Linked DNA regions of Homo sapiens: region 1 is linked to region 2. The links are chromatin loops, found by intact Hi-C in ENCODE. Cell type or tissue: mammary epithelial cell. All regions are shown on one strand. Links, peaks and the distances in the headings refer to the core of each region. The heading gives the core; the rest is flanking DNA.

Region 1 (8,000 bases), core at 1-8,000, 72 kb after region 2:
GGCGGCTGGCGTGGCCATTGCCACTGTATGTAGTTTAGCCTATTGGATAGAATGTCCATGTCCAGTCTCAGTCAAAAGTTGGCTATCTATTGGCCAGATGGTGGTGGCAGCCCAATGGACCCCATCTGCTTTTAGTTTGGCAGAACTGTTAGTAAACCACGCCAGACCATTGGTAGGCATATTTTTGAACCCATAGGAGGAGCCAAAACATCCTCAACAGGTTACTTGGTCACTTTTGGTTAGCTAGCCATTTATACATGGAACCTACTGGTCCCTTGGGATCTGGGTGGACATGATCTTAAATGTGCCAGTTTCGATGTGCCAGTTTCATTTAATAATCGAGCTCTGTTGAGCCTGTCTAATTTGATTGGTGGAGTTTGCATGAACCCAAGTAAGAATGGGCATTTCATGTTGTAGTGTCATGTATGGTGCTCTGGCCATAAGATGCTCAGTGTCCAGAGACTAGTGCCTAGTAGCAAGCAAGGAGTTGCTGTTTAAAAGCGGTGTATCTGGGGGCTGCTTCAAGCAACTTATATGTCCAAAATGTGAGAGGCTGGTACATCCCAGTGGTAGTTTTTTCTTGCCAGAGACTCCAATCAGCGTGCATGGAGGTTTTGGACATCTGTAATTTTATTGAGCTAGCAGGCTTTAAGGGTTCTAAAAGCAGTGCCTGGACCACAACTTGTTGAATGGCTTCCAAGGCCTGTTGTCGCAAAGAACCTCATTTAAAATTGGTGGGTTTGCTGGTCAATTTGACTAAGGAGAGCAAAAGGACACCCAGGTTAGGTATATGTGGTCTCCAGTACTCAAAGAGGCCTACCAGCTGCTGGGCCTCATTTTTATTAGAGGATGCCACAAGAGACAACACTTTTGTTTGGCTGTATCGGGGATACTTCTTTGGTGTTCAGCTTAAGTGGCCTTGGCATTTAGCCTGTGATAGTCCATGGTTAGTCTCCATGCCCTGGAGAGCCTTTTGCGACCAGCCAAACTGGGCTGTTATATTGTGAGAGGGTGGTTTATAATATTTATATCTGTATTAAGTCCTCAATTAACAAAATACTGTCCTATTCTCCACTCAGTATGTATAAGAGTACTACTTTTGTTGAATAAGCCATTGGAACTTGGGGAGCTTAGGTGGCAGGCGGAAGTGGATATGCCCCACTGTTATGGCTTAAATCCTTAGCTGTGTTGGGGGAACATACCCCTTCAGATGGAGGTGGCCTTCTGTGCCCCAAGCAGCCAAAATGCCAATGCCTATGATGCACTGACTGATAGGAACCATGGTCTCTGGCACCTAAAATGGCCCAACGGGCCCTGCCCACAACCAGATAAGCATCTTGGGTCACTATGTTTGTCCGAAAACCTCCCAATGTCATCAGTTTAATTTTTCCCCTAAAAGAACAAGGAAATATTGTCATGTGGGCTCCAGTATCCAAGAACTCCACAAAAGTCTGAATTTTCTTCTTTTTCTCTTTTCTCTTAACAAGAGTATTAGGCCAGTGCCCTTCGGTAAGCACCTAGAGACTTTGGCAACAACCCTAACTGCACCGTTTGGGTCTGCAGTGTCCCTTTATCCAACAAACAGACCAACCAGGTTGCTTGAGAGCTTACTGCTTATGTCTATGTGTGTCCTTTGGATCTTGAGTCACGTTCTCTGTGAAGGCCTGCATTGTGCATGCTGGTTCCCTCTCAGATGTCTCAAGGACCATCAGAGGACCTCTTTTTAATTCTCTCTCAGATGCCTCCAGATGCATCTGAATACCCAGGAAGGAGCAATCACATATGTGCACTAAGCTCCCCTGTTTCCACGCTTCTTTCCTCCGCCACAATCCATGCAGCCACCTCACCCACATTCTCGGGGTGTATGTGTGGCCTGTGTCTCTCTTATCACTGCTTCTTCCCCATAAAACATCTAGCTGGTCTGATGTCTCCACTGTGGGCCAGGTATGAGATAGGGTATTGCCCCTTCTACTTCACCAATGAGCCATTGTTCTGTCAGATTGAATCCTGCTTGCTGTGCCAATTTTGTGAAGCAGGTGCTCTCTGTGCACTGGTTATCAACTGTCCGAGTCCAGTGAGACAGAATACACTCATACACAACAAGTTACGTGAAATGGATTTGTTACCATCAGACAGGCAGCAAGGGATAACACAAGCCTTGGATTTATTGCTGCTGGTCCCCAAGGCTGCGGAGAGCTGCCCAGGGCAAACAGAATCTTATCTCTGAGTTCTTCACTTGTACCATAGCTGAGAGACCTCAGAAGCATCCATCCTGGATTTTATATCGTGACAACACATGACTCGCTGCACTAAAGCATTAAAGGACATCCTCTTTCTAGGGAGGACTGGAACAGAGCCTGAGCTGTTCTGGCCAATCCCCCTCTCATCTAAAGATGTTGCATTCCTAGCACAGTCTACATATTTTGGATTATATCCTTGACATTGTTAATGTTATTTTGGTTACACTCTGAGTTCTGTTAAAATTCTCCGCTGTGGGCCATCTTCTCCAAGTTTTGACTCCCCTTCCCAATTTGCCTACTTGTGTTTAATTTTAAGAGTCCTCAAGTAGTTTCTTTTTGTATTTTGTTCAATGCATGCAGTAGAATCATTGAGAGAGAAAGGCTGTAGTTGGCTCATTCTAGCTTGTCTGTAAGTTCTTGTTTGTCATGTTCTCAAAAGTGAACAAAAATACTTGTTGAACAAATAAATGAAGAAATAAACTGCCTATTACCAATGTCTTTTTGGATCTATGCTTGAATTTTTTTGTTTCTTTTTCTTTTTTTTGACAGTTTATTTAATGAATCCTTTTAGTGTCAACTTTGAAAATGTAAATGCCACAAATGCCATCATGACCTGGAAGGTGCACTCCATAAGGAATAATTTCACATATTTGTGTCAGATTGAACTCCATGGTGAAGGAAAAATGATGCAAGTAAGAACCCTGCTTAATTTTCTATTTTCAAAAATTCTTTTTTTGTCCTGAACAGAGACACTGATGAATAAAATCACTTTAAACTCTTATTTCTGTGTAGGTTCAAATGGTGTGGGTCATCTGTTTTAAAAGGTCCATGAAATTAATCATACACTTTTATGGTTAGGAAATGGGCCTTGAAGATTTTTTTCCCCCCAAAGAAGAACTGATCTTACTCCAGGTCAGGATTTGCTGTGCTCTGGTTTGCCTTTGTAATGGGATGCACTCACCAATGTTTCTGTCTTGTTCTTTTCTCTTTTTTCTTTTCTTCTCTTTTTTGATCAAGCAGTACAATGTTTCCATCAAGGTGAACGGTGAGTACTTCTTAAGTGAACTGGAACCTGCCACAGAGTACATGGCGCGAGTACGGTGTGCTGATGCCAGCCACTTCTGGAAATGGAGTGAATGGAGTGGTCAGAACTTCACCACACTTGAAGCTGGTATGTTCAGCCCCTGGCATTTAACCCAAAGAAGTAGGTCTTAGGAGTTAGACTGGTTTCCTTAAGAGATTTTGGTTGTACCAAAAACTAAGAGAAAAATATTTAAACAGAGGCGGGGTAGCATTTAAAAAATTAGATTAGGTGCCTCATGAGAAGTGAATGGGAAACCATCCACCTCAGACAGTTGACAGTAGTATTTTATTTATACTGCCTATCTTCTCTCTTACCTTTCATTTTCCCAAAATGGTTTCAAGCCATCACTTTGCTGGATTCACAGTAGATCTGGAGCTATATAAATTAGTATACACCTTTAATTCAGGACAGTGGAAGTGTTAATGACAAGGAAAGCATTGGTCTCATCCTAAACAACTTGAGGCCATGTTTGGAAATGTAATGACATTTGGAACCTTAATGGTTATTTGTGAGTCATTTGTTCCGGTGATGCCACACTGTGTGCCCTCTCCAGCATGCTCTGTGGCAGGGTTTCCTCAGTATTGACTGCAAACTTTTCCTGCTAAATAACTATGTCTGAGAACTCAAATGGGCCTCAGGAGATTTGATGGCCCAATCCTGCTTCCATCTCCCTCCAACTCAATGTCATAAAGGATAACTGTTGCCCATTTTACAGATGAGGCAACTTGCACCCATAACTGAAGAGATTTGCCCTGATTGCAGTTACTGAATGGTACAGACATCGTAATAATCTTAGGAGTGCAGTGGCTCACACCTGTAATCCTAGCACTTTGGGAGGCCGAGGAAGGTGGATCACGTGGTCAGGAGTTCGAGACCAGCCTGACCAACATGGTGAAACCCCATCTCTACTAAAAATATAAAAATTAGCCAGGCGTGGTGGCACACGCCTGTAATCCCAGCTACTCGGGAGGCTGAGGCAGGAGACCGCTTGAACCTGGGAGGTGGAGGTTGCAGTGAGCTGAGATCGTGCCACTGCACTCCAGCCTGGGCAACAGAGTGAGACTCCATCTCAAAAAAAAAAAAAATCATAGGAGTCAACATTTACTGTGAGCCATACATAGCTCGAAGGGCCCTCTGTGCTCCTCTCTTTTCATCCTGACAACACGCAGTAGGTGCTCTTATGATCCTCATTTTATGCCAGAGGATATCAGGGCACAGAAAGATTAAGTAATTTAACTGGTTCAGCCAGGCACTGACTGAGCTGCGACTCACGTCCAGGCAGCCTGACACCAGAGCTCCACCCTTAATCAGAGCTCAATTCTGTGTGTTCTCTCTCTTGGTGTTATTACAACCTCTAGATCTTGTTGATTCAAGTCCTGGCTATTTTAGTGCCAAAGGAAGGATTATACATATGTATTTTATTATTCTTCTTATTTGTGTATGGCAGCTGGCAGAACTCTTTCTGTCTGATTCTGGGAGGACCATTTTAAAGCAGTGACTCTAATTTGGGGGTAGTGGGCACCGCTAATCAGAATCCACACATGAGGATGGTCATTAGTCAAGTTCTGCAGGCCTCCCCGCTTCCCTGGTGGTGTCTGCCTATCCTCAAGCCCATTGAGACTCCAGTAATTTTTCCTAGGTGTACGGGTTCCTCAATAATCTTTGTTCTGGAAGGCCCTGTTCCTGAGAGGAATGTTGCATTTTCCTCAGTGTGTTTTAGAAAAGAATTTTTATTATTTTGCTTTACGTTTTCTGTTTTTTTTTTGAAAATTTATTCCAACATAACTAAAATTATGTAAAAAGGGAAGATGGCAAAAGAATAGAGTTTCTTTTAGATTATAGTAATAATCTAACATCTTGAAAACGCTTAACTTTGCTTTTGATGATGACAAGAAAATGAGATGAATCTACTGAAGGTGAACCTATAGGAATTTTTTATTACTTCTGATCACGCTTTGCTTAATGCTGGAAAACTCAAATCTTTATGTGTATTATAACCATGCTTAAGTATAATTATAGTGAGCAGACATTGAGTTAAATGAATTGATGGTATAAATGATGTTGTTTATAAAATATAGTGCTATCAACTGTATTGTAGCACTTTTTTGTTATAAATAGTAATTTACAAGCCAGCTGAAGATTTTGCATTGAGCTTAGATATTGTCCCTGAGTATTTCAATAAAGTTTTAAATTTAATATTGGCTTCTCCAATGACTTATTTAGCAAATTGAAATCTGCTTTAATAGATTTAAAAATATATGGCCACCTTTAACTTAAAGTATAAAGTGTTGAGTCAGCAACTAAAATAAAAAACTTAAATGTCAATTATTAGGCAAAAAAGATTATATTTTTATAAGATAGAGAGATACATTTTAATGTTATGTTCCAAAACAGTTCTTCTTTCAAAGAAATGTTCTGAATCAGATCAAAAATTACTTGTCCTCTCACAAACCAAAAACTAAAAAAAATAGGAAAGTTATTTTTTAATATTTGAAACACCTTAATTTTGTTAAATTTTGTTAATTTCGTGACAGTTGCTATTTAACACTTTCACACTTAGCAGCCAAAATTTTTTTAAACCATTTTAGTATGCAGAAATCATATTTAAAAAATAGAAGTTGGAGGTCCTAGCCAGAGGAATCAGGCAAGAGAAACACATCCCAAAAGGAAAAGAAGTCAAACTCTCTTTGCTGATGATATGATTCTATACCTAGAAAACCCTACATTAAGAGTGGACACAGGGAGAATGCAGAAGCTGGGCTGAAGGGTCAGGAAGCTGCATACCCTGCACAGGGCTATGAAGCACCCACACTCGTTCTTGGCCCCCAGCAACTCCTGGGGAAGGGGTTGAACAGGCGGCCTGCCCCTGCCGTGGACCTTTGGAATCCAGGCAGCAGGAAACCCCACAACCCTCATGGACAATTGGACTGGCAGGAAGAGCTTCTTAGAGAGGTAGTAGGAATAGAGCTCCATCCTGGGCAGGGCCCAGAGGGTTTGGTGCAGAAACATCTGCAGTGGAGCATGGCCAGGGACACAAATCCCCCAAGCCTTGCCTTGCTCCTCTAGGAGACTTTGGCCAAAGGGTGACCATGAGACCTAGACAGAGGAGAATGGTCTTACCCATGAGATGGGGCCAGTCCAATCTGAGTGATCCCCTGTCTGCTGGCCACTCCTGAGGCTCCAGCCTTGCCACACTAGCTGGAGTTGCAGCCTCAGATGCCCAACTATGGTGCTTCCTAGGGGACCATATCATAGCTGCTTTGCTGGCAGATGGCACCTGACCATTGGAGATTTCCAGCAGAACAGTCCCTACTGACATGCATCAGCCCACCTGCAGCCTCCCCCAACCACAGCCTACCCAATGCCACCTTGCCAGTATGCACTTGTCCATGGTCACCCCACCACCACTTTGCCAGTGCACACGTGTGGGTGGACCTTGCCTCTTCTCCTCCAATGGCTTATGTGTGCACATATCCCACTGCTGCTGTTGGCATAAGCACAACGTGTGGCCCTGCCTCCCCTGGTGCTTCCATTTCTGGTGTGAAAGAGTGCATGGACACCAGCAGCCCCACCCCCACTCCTGCTGACACTGCCACCAGCGTGAATGTGTGCATGGCCCCACAACCCCCCCAACACCATCACTGGCACAAATGCATGCACAGACACCAGCAACTCTGCCCCTACCCCTGTGCTGCCACTGTGGCTGCTGCAAACCAGCACACAGACAACCACGGCCCTGCCTTCCCAGTGCCACCACAACTGCCAATGTGAATGCATGCATGGATGCTGGCAACTCTACCCACCCCTGCACTGCCACTGCTGCCTGTGCAAACTCATGCACAAAGACTGGTAGCCTCCTGCCTCCACCACTGCCAGTACCAGTGCCAGCACTGTCACTGGCACTTCTGCCTCTGCCTGCATCCCCCCACCAGGGCAACTGCATGCAGGAACCCTGCAGCCCTACTCTCAGAGGTACCCCACCCCAGCTGATGCACATACAAACCACTGCACTGCCCTAGCTGCTGGCACATGTGAGTGAGCATGGACCCTGCTGCCACTACCCTGATGAAGTGCTTTGGCCTGCACCACTCATTGGAGTTTTGTGGCCAGCAGACTGAGATCAGTTCGGCCTCTCCAACACAGCAGGTTCCTAGCCTTGAGGGGCCAGAGAACAAAGGTGGGGGCCTGATACCAGTCCTGCAGAGTTAGAGCATGCAGACCAGGAGTGCTAAGCTGAGCTTTGGCCCCTTAAAATCTTCCAGATGGGAACCCAGTCAACTGAACCCATCTTATATCAAAATCAGATGTCCCCCAAGGACATCAAATAACATAAAACATAAAACAAAACAAAAACCCATCCAAAGGACAGCAACTTCAAAGACTAAAGGAACATCAGCCCACACAGATGAGAAGGAAAGAATGCAAGAACTCAGTGGCAACTCAAAAAGCCAGAGTATCTTCTTACCTCCAAAGACCACACTAGCATCCTAGCAATGGTTCTTAACCTGTTCAAAATGACAGAATTAGAATTCAGAATATGGATAGAAACAAAGATCATCAACATCCAAGAGAAAGTGAAAACCCAATCCGAGGAATCTAAGGAATACAACAAAATGACACAGGAGATAAAAGACAAAATGTCCATTTAAAGAAAGGATCAAACTGATCTGATAGAG
Region 2 (10,740 bases), core at 1,031-9,030:
TTGTGGTTTATAGACTGTGGTGGAGTAAATGTTTGTGTTCCCCCCACCAAATTCATCTGTTGAAATCCTAGCCCCCAAGATGATAGGATTAGGGGGTGGGGTCTTCGAGAGGCAATTAGGTCATGAGAGGGGAACTCTCCTGGATGGGATTAGTGCCCTTATTAGAGAGAGAGCTCCCTCCATCCCTCCTGCATGTGAAGACATAACATGATGGCCATAGATGGCCATCTATAAACCAGGATGTAGGCTTTCACCAGACACCAAATCTACTGATAGCTTGATCTCAGACTCCTCAGCCTCCAGAACTGTAAGAAATAAACATTTGTTGTTTAGGCAGCCAAAATGGACTAAGACATGGATTTTATTGAAAATCTAATAAATGCCTTTATCAGATTCTTCCCCAAAATAGCTTCCTTGCATCCACCCGCCTCTTTTCAGGTCTCCATACTATATGAGTCCATCTGATTGGCAGAATCTAAAATATGTCTGGAACTCAAGAAACAAAGGAGTTTAGGATATGTAGCTTTTTAGCTTTCCAGCCCCTGAAACTCAGGAGGAGGTTAAGATCAACTTGAGTGAGCCAATCTACTCTTTCTAACAAACCACGATGTAAGTAGACAAGCAGTTTAGGGAGGAGAATGAGAAGATGAAGCTGGAGAGAATTAGGAGAAACTGATGTCATAGAAATCATGACAAGAAATAATATGAGGAAGAAGGAAATGGTTAATTATTTAAAATAGGTGACGCAGAGAAACACCATGTAAGAATGTAAAGTACTGCTGAATTGGGCAATAACAATGTCCCTCAACACCAAAACAGGAGCTGCTTCATTGGTAGAAAGATGAGAAGGTAGAGACAATGAGTCCTAGAATACTCTTTACAGAGGTTGGTTGAGGAAGGAAGAGGAAGGATGTGGTTACCATCCATGAGACCTTGTGTGATAGTGAATCGTTCCTCAGTAAAGGATTGATAAACTCTGCCGTGGATAGACTAGAAAAGTTTCAATCTTTCTCCTTTGTGTCATTAAAAAAAAAAAAATCCTCTCCCTGTTCTCTAAGCTAACAGGTCTTCTTCTTGGGTCTCGCAAATCATCTTGTGAGTGAACAGAAGTGACTCTCAGATTTTCTTTGTATCTTCTTGTTGTGGAATTATCCTCACCCACAGCACAGGAAAGTTCCCTGAAGTGGCTGTCTCTGTGCTCCACTTTTCTTTTTGCCTCGTGCAACCTGTATCCCATTACCCCCAGGGAAAGCTGTCTCTCTTATTCATCTTCTTTGTCCTAAAATTCACATTAATTTTTACATCATACTCACAGTCCTCAACCCCCAGAGTTCCCTAAGTCAAACCATTGTTGGCTTCATGACTTTGGTAGATACTGCCAATAATCTCCCAATATCCATCTTCCCTTCTATTTTTTTTGGTAAAAGAATCCCCAAGTTTTACACGAGCCCAGCTAGAGACTAATTTCTTGTCTTCTTAAGCAGCTAGATGTGACCATGTGATTCTGTCTGAACCAAAGGGACTCTCACTTGTGCCTTAGGTGATGGCTGGCTGAAGAAATCTTGGGAGCCATATATTGAGCATGATAAAGCTGTCCTACCGACCCAGGCCACTTATTCTGGACTGTTAAATGGGAGGGAGATAAATTTAGATTTTAGGTAAGCCACAGTGTTGTTGTTTTTTTTTTTTTCTTTACTTGAAGGGGATCAGGATACGCTACCCCAAAATATGCCACTTTAACGTAAGGTTTATTTTGACCCAAAGGCAACTGAAAATCAACAGATGTAGAAGAGTTCTCCACCCTCCCTTTATCTGCCTAGAAGTTGGGCATGAGTTTCCCTTTGTTATGGTGTCTATCTCCTGTATCAGGAAAAGGAGAGCAACTTATATCACCAGAGATGGAGAGTTGGCACCAAGATAAATCTGCATAACAGACCTTAGGAAAAGAACCTTTATCTTCTGTTAGTTTCCCCCATATATTTCCTAGTTACTTCCCCATGATTTATCATCCCTTGAAGTTCAAATTTTCCTTTATTAAAATTATATGTAAACTAGAAGTCTAACTACTTCTTTGAGTTTCACTTCTTTTCTGTGAACTCTTGTGCATATAAATATTAGCAAAAATTGCACGCTTTTTCTCTCATTAATCTATCTTTTGTTAGTTTAATTCACAGGCCCCCAGATACTGAACCTAAGAGGACAGAGGAAAAGTTGTTTCTCCCTGAAAGACTATACCCTAAATAATACAAGGGTCACAAGGCATATTGCTCTCCTTTATAACAATGGCTGTGTGGTCCAGCTGCCACACAATATCCAAGACTGGTTCCACAATGACAACTGCATCTTTCAGGAACAGCTTCCATAACTTGTTCTCTGCCTATTAGAAGTCTCCTCTGACTAGAACAACATCGAAAGATGTTTCTCTTCTATATCTCATGACATCTGGAGAATTTGGGGCAAGAATGAACAGCACCTTGTAGGATGCTCTTGGAAACTTTGTCTTCTTGGAAACAATATACATATTCCCCATGATCTTTTGGCCTTGGAGTCAGCCAGCTTGCAACAAATTCAAGCTCTACCTACCACTCAACAGCAATGCTACTGAGCTTTTCTCTGTCTCAGTTATAAAATGGGGTAATAATTGTACTTGTCTTCAAAAGTTGCTATGGCAATATTTTTAGGTGAAATTTTATGCAAGTTTACATTATTATAATTATACAGTTAAATTATCCTGCTTTTGCAAATGTTAGGACAAAACATGACCATGTAAACCAATCCTTGAGCCTCTCTCTGGGTCTATGGAAAAGTCTGTGTCATTAGCTTCACAGTAAATCCACTCTGACTACCTCACAGGGGAATTAGAGGATGACACAACATACAGTCAGGGCCACTGGCACAAAGGTAACTTTGTGCTTATTACACAAGGGTGACCCCTCCAGATTGACACAGGGCTCAGGGCCAGCAAAGCAAGGGCTAGATTTTAGCTCTCACTATTTTTCTTGGTTGGGGGCCTTTGGCATTGGCAAAACTGGAGGTTGCTGATATAGCTGGGGGTTGGTGCACTCCACCAAGGTCCTTGGCCAGCAGGGCGGAGGTGAGCAGGAACCACATTCAAGTCCCCTTTTCTTGCCAAGTTGTGTGTCTCGACATGCAGCTGCATATACCCAAGAATAGGGCATGTTTGGCTTCACACGAAATCTCTGTCTTTCTGCTAAACCCTGCACCTACTTTTCTCTAATGTGTGCAGAGGTGCCTTAGAGCTTGTGGGTGGGCCAGCACATTGCACCAGTATAGGTAGCAGCCCTGATCCCTGGCACGCAATAAGCACTTTACAAACCTAAACGTTCCTTTGTGTCCCTATCCCACCCCCCATTCTTTCCTACCTATATAATGTTTTCCTTACTTGCTCAACCTTGTATAACTCGAGGTCATTAAAAAAGTTAGTTTGCATATTTTCAAGGAAGCAATTGGAAACCTAAGTTGCTCCAGGGAATTGCCTTACCAGTGTGTCCCTGTGCTTCCAGGGGATTCCACATAAGATAACATCTTTGGGGATTTTGCCAGATTCCTTGTCTGTATGCATTGGGGCACCGTGACAAAAATCCTTCGCTTGGCCAAACTTTAGTCAGAGTCCTGAACCCTCTCGTAGGCTCATATGTGTATTTCCTCGTAAAATCTAGTTTTAGCAAGAACTCTGTTAAGTCAGTTTAGCAAGACCACCCCCTACCCCACCCACCCTCAATATCTGATCAGGTTCTTTATCATTCACCATCTCCCAGGTGATGTCTTATCACCCTGGCCTGTCTTCAGCAAGAGTCTTGTGAGGTTGCCTTACACAGAATCCCCCTTACTCCTCAGGTTTCCCTTAGCACTTTTCCATCCACTGACCACCACCCTGCTCCTTGGCTATACATTTCTACTTGCCCATGCTGTATTTGGAGTTGCAATCCCATTGCTGTGGTCCCTATACCTATGGGATGGTCCGAATAAAGTCTTTCTTAACAGGCTTTATTAATTATCCATGAACAATTTTTTCTTTAACTAGCAGGGAAGGAATTTTCAGTTGTACCACTCTGGGAATGCCCAGAGCTCATCTTAGGCAAAGTCAAGCTAGAGGGCTGTGCCTGGCCAGTCTCAGGTGGTGGTGGTAGGATCAGGTAGCCAAGCATCAAAGTCCTCTGATGTCAGTCTTGCCTTTTGCACCGTGGTGGGAAGACGTGAAGCAAATTCCTCAAGTGGCCAGTTCTCTAAAAAGCAGCCACTAGAGGGCTCTATAGGGGGGCTCTCTCTCTCTCTCTCTCTCTCTCTCCTCTCTCCTTCTCTCTCTCCTCTCTCTCTCCTCTCTCTCCTCTCTGTCTCTCTCTCTGTCTCTCTGTCTCTCTCCGTCTCTCTGTCTCTCTCTCTCCTCTCTCCTTCTCTCTCTCCTCTCTCTCTCTCTCTCTCTCTCTCTCTCCTGCTTTGGACCTTTTCTAGGCTGGTTGAGGGGTTGAGAGTAGGCTTAGGTTAGGGAGCTGAACAGCAGGACAGCACAGGCCTTGCTCACATCACCCACATTATCTCTGCTGAGTGAGTTACCTTGAGGTAAAGGAGCAATTGATGGGCAATTGTCCATCAAAGTAGTCACACATTTAAAATGTTGGTAGTACAAAGGCTAATTTATACTCCCACCAACAGCATTTGAGAATTAACTGTTGATCCACATACCTCATCAACACTGGGACATGACCAATCTTGTAAAATTTTCAACATGATAGATTAAAAATACATATTGAGCACATTTTTGTATTTTAATTAGCCATCCATATTTAGTCTGTTCATATCCTGTTAATATTCTTTGCCTTGGATGGACATTAAAAATGATAGTTTTTAATCCACAAAGTCTCACTGTACACATGAAATATGGTTTCTGTCTAGCCCTTTCCTACCGGAATATCAAACCGCCTTGGCCTAGTCCTCATTCCCTTCCAAACAAAATGTGGTCGCTTTCTGGTGAAGTCAGTGTTCCCGTGGTGTGTGATAGTTCAGTGTGTCCACAGTTTTATGATTGAGGCTGTAGATTGTTAGTTCTGTCTGCTTTCTAAGACCTTCTGAAGGGGCAGAGCTGGTTTGCTTAGTTGCTTTCTTCAGCAAAATATATACTGTTCAATAAGTGTTGCAACTGACAGATATGTTTCAGCCTTGGCTTCTCCTTCCCAGGGAATAAATCTAATATGTGATTCTGACCACAGCGAATGTGTAAAACAGGGAATGTGGCTAACATCTATGCCACCAGGAAAAATAAGCACTAAAGAGCTGCCCTCTGCTGATAAAAAAGCTTACTAGCATAACTTCAGATTCGTATCTGTAACAACTTATACTTTCGATGGTCTGAGAATTTCTTTTTCACTTAAAAAAAAAAAGCCTTGGCTTTCAAGTTATCCATAGTTCTTTTCGAAAAAATATGTGATCAATTAAGAAAACTTAGCAATGTCTTTGAAGCTGTAAAAAATAAAGTAACTTATAACCCTACTATTTAGAGATAACCACAAATAACATATTTTCTATTTCCTCTTAGTCTATATTTTAAGTACGTATATACATGTATGATTTTTTCCCAAATTAGAATCCTGAGTCTACATTCTTTTCACTTATCATTGGCATTTTCCTGTCATTAAGTACTCTTCAAAATCTGATTTTTAAAGCCTAAATGATATTCCACTATAAAGATATATCATAATTTATTAACAAAGTTCCTCCTGTGCCCAGTGTGCTTGCTCATTCTGTCCGCTGCTGCCTCTCCTTGTGCACATGGGATGCTCGCATTTCCCCACCTCACTTGCAGTTCTGCTGGGGCCATGTGACTGGGTTCCAGCTGATAGAGTGTGGGTGAAAATGACTGGCCCGGGGCTAAAAAACTCATGTCTCCCTCCAGCTCTCTTGTCTGATGCTGCAGTGGCTTTGGAGGTTCTAGTTGACATGGCTGTAATACGGAAGCAGCCTAGATTCCTGAGTTACCACTTAGCAGAGAAAAGACCATCTAATCGGCATCAGACTATATGATCTGAGTGAGAAACAAGCCTCTGTGAATTACTGCACTTAGTGAAATGATGCCTTAAGTAAACCGACCTAATGGAAGACCTACAAGTGGCTTCCAACTTTACATTATTGTAAGTAAATAGCAATATTTTGGTTATTTCTAATTATGTTGCTGTCATAAATGAGAAATATTTGGGTTATTTTTTCCTATTTTAAGTAAATGGATAGTTACTATTTTCTTCTGTTTTTGTATAATTTTGTAGTTTTATACAGAAAGCTATTCTTTTTTTTTTTTTTTTTTAGATGGCGTTTCACTCTTGTTGCCCAGGCTAGAGTGCAATGGTGTGATCTTGGCTCACTGCAACCTCCACCTCCCCTGTTCAAGTGATTCTTGTGCCTCAGCCTCCAGAGTAGTTGGTATTACAGGCATGCACCACCACGCCCAGCTAATTTTTTTGTATTTTTAGTAGAGACAGGGTTTCACTGTGTTGGTCAGGCTGGTCTCGAACTCCTGACCTGAGGTGATCCACCCACCTTGGCCTCCCAAAGTGCTGGGATTACAGGTGTGAGCCACCACGCCCAGTCCAGAATGCTGTTCTTTAAACAAACAAATATTAAAAGAGTGTGGGCCAGGTGCAGTGGCTCATGCCTGTAATCCTAACACTTTAGGAGGCTGAGGCGGGAGGATTGCTTGGGCCCACAAGTTCAAGACCAGCCTGGGCAACATGGCAAAACCCTGTCCCTACAAAAAATACAAAAATTAGCTGGGCATGTTGGCACATGCCTGTAGTGCCAGCTACTCTGGGGGCTGAGGTGGGGGGATTGTTTGGGCCTAGGGGGTCAAGGTTGCAGTGAGTCCAGATCGCACAACTCCACCTCAGCCTGGGCAACAATGTTAGACTCTGTCTCAAAAAAAGGAAAAAAAAAAAAGAGAGAGAGAGTGTTTGGAGAGAGACAAGTTGAATTGTCTGCTGAACGACCCTGAAGTTGCCATCTGTTGATGGGCTGACCTGGAACAAGGGTTACCTCCTCCCCATGGGAGGGTCTGTGCCCCAACCCAGCGCCATATGGGTTGAGGCATCTCTTCTTCAGCTCTACGAATCTAATTTCTAAAACTGTTGTCAGGTGCTAGGAGCCAGCATTCTCAGACAATGGCTGCACAGCCTACATCTAAACTCAGGCTATTTGGCACCAAAGGTCTGCCTAGCTTACATAAAGCCCATTTGTTAATCTCAGCTCATACATACAACACTTTAATTTAGTCTCTCTCTGTTAATCATCATTTTATTAATTTTAATTTTTAAATAATATATTTATATAAGTAAAAATTCAAAAGACAGAAAAAGGGAGACTTAAGCCTCTCCTCTCTGACCCTTAGGCACCCAGGGACTTTCCTAGAGGAAACTAATTTTTTTTTTTTTTTTCCTGAGACGGAGTTTCACTCTTGTTGCCCAGGCCAGAGTGTGATGGCGCAATCTTGGCTCACTGCAATCTCCGCCTCTCGGGTTCAAGTGATCCTCCTGCCTCAGCCTCCCAAGTAGTTGGGATTACAGGCATGTGCCACCACACCCAGCTAATTTTTGTATTTTTAGTAGAAATGGAGTTTCACCATGTTGGCCAGACTGGTCTCGAACTCCTGACCTTGTGATTCTCCCGCCTCGGCTTCCCAAAGTGCTGGGATTACAGGTGTGAGCCACCGTGCCTGGCCTGTTTTTTGTTTTTTAAAATATATCTTAAGACATATTTTATCCTTTTCTATCCTCTTTTTCTTTTAAAAAATGCATCCTTTATGAACTGTCAAACTTTTATCCTTTGTCTATTTCAGTGCAAAAATTATCATATGACATTCAATATCTTTCTTTATATCTGGCTCCAAACCTTCTTTATGAAGAATGTTTTACTTCCTTCCAATAGACATCTCTCTTTCCATTTAGCAGGCCTGGGAATTGCCTTTTCAATAAAGTCTGTTTTTTTTTGTTCAGATCTTTCTACCAGCCTGGAATTTCTGCCTCACTGCCTAACAGTCAGTCAGACATCTCTGGGTCTTCTTTGGTTCCAGCAAGCAATTTAGTTTCTTCCTCTCTTTAAACTGGGAAGTACTACCTTCCTTTCAGCTCTGACAAGGCTATACTGTAGAAAATGGGTCTCTCCTCCCTCCAGTTTCCCTGCAACTCAGAAACCCATTCAGAGCTTAATCAAGCCAGCACTGTCCCTGGAGACATGCAGAGCTGGATAGTGCTAATGAAATAGTTGGTAAAAGGATGCCTTCACCAACAAAGTATGCTTGCAAACAATCTTGCTGTTCCCATAAGAAAAATCAGCCCTCCTTGTCAGGAGGAAGATCCCCTTTCAGACACACCCTCTTGCTCATTTCCTATAATTCTGTTGTTATCTCTATTATCTGTCCTAGGCTCGTACTTTTTCTTTCTCGTAGCTCTTAAACCCCTCCTCCTTAACAGTCAAAAGTCATCACTCCTCTGAACTCCTGAAAGACTATTGCCTGTGCTTCTCAATCGGTGCTTATCACAAATAGCGTTTATTGTCATAGTCCACAACTGGACAGTAAACTTCTTGAGGACAGGGACCAAGGCACAAGTTGTTTTATGGATTATCCAAAGAACCTAGTGCAATACCTTGTATATAAGCATTTTATAAATATTTATTGATTATAAATTGAATATAACATTCAAAAAATAACAAGTGATGCTTCTTTTCTAGCAAGGCATTCTTTGATTTCAAAAATCATTATTTTTAAGAAGTAAAAATACCAATGATAAAAAGCCAATCTGCACAGACAGCTCTGAAAAGCACAAGCTTCTCTTACTCCTCATCCTTCATCTTTATAAAGACCTTCTCCACAAGAATAACTTGTTACCAATTTCTTGTAATCCTATCCAGAACATTCTTATGTATCTACTCCATAAATATTAAGAAATTAAATAGATGAAATGGATATACTATATATACATTTCTGACTTCTGCTTTTTCACTGAGTTGTGCATGATGGACATATTTCCATAGGTGCACACATATATAATCTTCCTTCTTTTGAAAGAATGAATCATAGTTTTCAGTCTTCTATTAGCAGATTTTTAGATTGTAGTTCTTTGTTACTACAATATTCTTCTAATGAGCATTCGTGTGTTTGTGTGTGTGTATATAATTTTGCAAGTATGGATGTTTGTAAGCCTAAATATCCAGTCAAGCAGAATATTCTTTAACTTTTTTATTCTTTTTAAAAACAGGGAAGATTTTCAGAAGAAATTGCCTATTGTCGTCTTCTTTTTTTTTGAGATGGAGTCTCGCTCTGTTGCCCAGGCTGGAGTGCAGCGGCACCATCTCGGCTCACTGCAACCTCCAGCTCCTGGGTTCCAGCGATTCTCCTGCCTCAACCCCTGGAGTAGCTGGGACTACAGGCATGCATGAGTACGCCTGCTAATTATTGTATTTTTAGTAGAGACAGGGTTTCACCATATTGGCCAGGCTGGTCTTGAACTCCTGACCTCAGGTGATCTGCTCGCCTCGGCCTCCCAAAGTGCTGGGATTACAGGGGTGAGCCACCATGCCCAGCCTGTCTTCTTTTTCAAAACAAACATTTACAATTTTATGTTTAGGCATCATGTTCCATGATCTTATGATAGGAAGATAAGTTCTTATAATTATTTGTGGTTTGAGAGCTAAGAAAATTTATATAATAACATTTCTTTCTTTCTTGGGTGTGCTATCATTTTCTCTCTTAGCTTGGTTGCTTCGTATTAAATTTGAATAAACATGTTTCCCTAGCCTGTTCTCCATATATTTCCCGTGGGAGTATGAAAACTATCTGACCATTATTCCAAAGTGACTAAGCATCATAGGCCACAGTATAATTGGACAAAAGGAGCTACATTTAAGTAGCTGATAAGATTGAGTATAAAAGTGAGTGCTTTTAGGAAGTTTTTGTTTTAGTGTACATGGAGGTAAGTTAAGCACAAATAAGGTAACAAACATAAAGGTATAGCTTACTGTAACTCACTCAAATGAATTTTGTGTTTAGCATTTGAACAAAGTTCAGAGGAAATCCAAGAATGCATTTAACTATTCTCTTTTTTTGATTAAAATTCTTTCCTTTGTATTATAGTGGTATTAATATTTATTTAAGCCTTCATTCTAAAGTGATGTTCAGCCATAATAGATTAACCGTACCTGATTTCAGAAGGTTTTTACTCAATTTCCAGATTTAGGTCTATGCAAATGTATTTCAATCTTCTGAAAAACTGGGTTGCATCCAAAAGAATGTTCTACTGGAGAGAAATCTAATTTAGCAAAGGAAACAGTTCATACTAGCTCCTCCCAATAACCTAGCCACTTAGCAGATATAACTACAATTGCAGGGAGTGCTACTTTCAGCCATTGCTGAGTAGCTCTGTTTAATTGACTGCCCCTCCCCAACATATAACAATATAAAACACTAGAAAAATATTGTTAAAAATTAAAAACAATTATCGGCAGTGGAGAGTGACCAACACCAGGCAGATTGTGGAGGAAAGTCAACACTTGGCAGAGGAAAGGCATGGAGCAACTTTCCCAAATTTTATGACCCTCAGCCCAAGACTAGTGCATGTCTGTGCAATGTGAGGTAGCTAAAACTCTGTTAGAAAATATGCAATATTTCTAGTTTGAAGAACCAGGGGTCAGGGTTCACAGCAACAACATTATTTGGAAAGTGAGGCGGGAAAACATAAA

What was found. Peaks named below come from ENCODE experiments on the same cell type or tissue, not always from the same donor. Only the 100,000 strongest peaks of a DNase experiment are listed, where the experiment ranks them.
Region 1: a loop joins it to region 2, with 4 times the contacts of the local background. A loop is called at or near these places in 9 of 110 quality-filtered maps.

The regions. Positions count from the first base shown.
Region 1 is chr5:38,901,093-38,909,092 of GRCh38, forward strand. It overlaps OSMR (oncostatin M receptor), which reads left to right. Exons shown (of 18, transcript NM_003999.3): 8 at 2,790-2,932; 9 at 3,261-3,411. Among named protein-coding and RNA genes, the nearest start is that of OSMR, 59 kb to the left of the region's middle. RefSeq lists enhancers at 6,540-7,040, 7,041-7,541. In mammary epithelial cell, for the core only: no CTCF peak of the experiment used is centred there; a DNase peak (open chromatin) is centred at 4,619.
Region 2 is chr5:38,827,765-38,838,504 of GRCh38, forward strand. All of the region lies in intron 1 of OSMR-DT (OSMR divergent transcript), which reads right to left. Among named protein-coding and RNA genes, the nearest start is that of OSMR-DT, 13 kb to the right of the region's middle. RefSeq lists an enhancer at 2,182-3,381. In mammary epithelial cell, for the core only: CTCF peaks have their summits at 3,102 and 4,261 (motif pointing right); a DNase peak (open chromatin) is centred at 2,877; H3K27ac peaks cover 3,502 bases.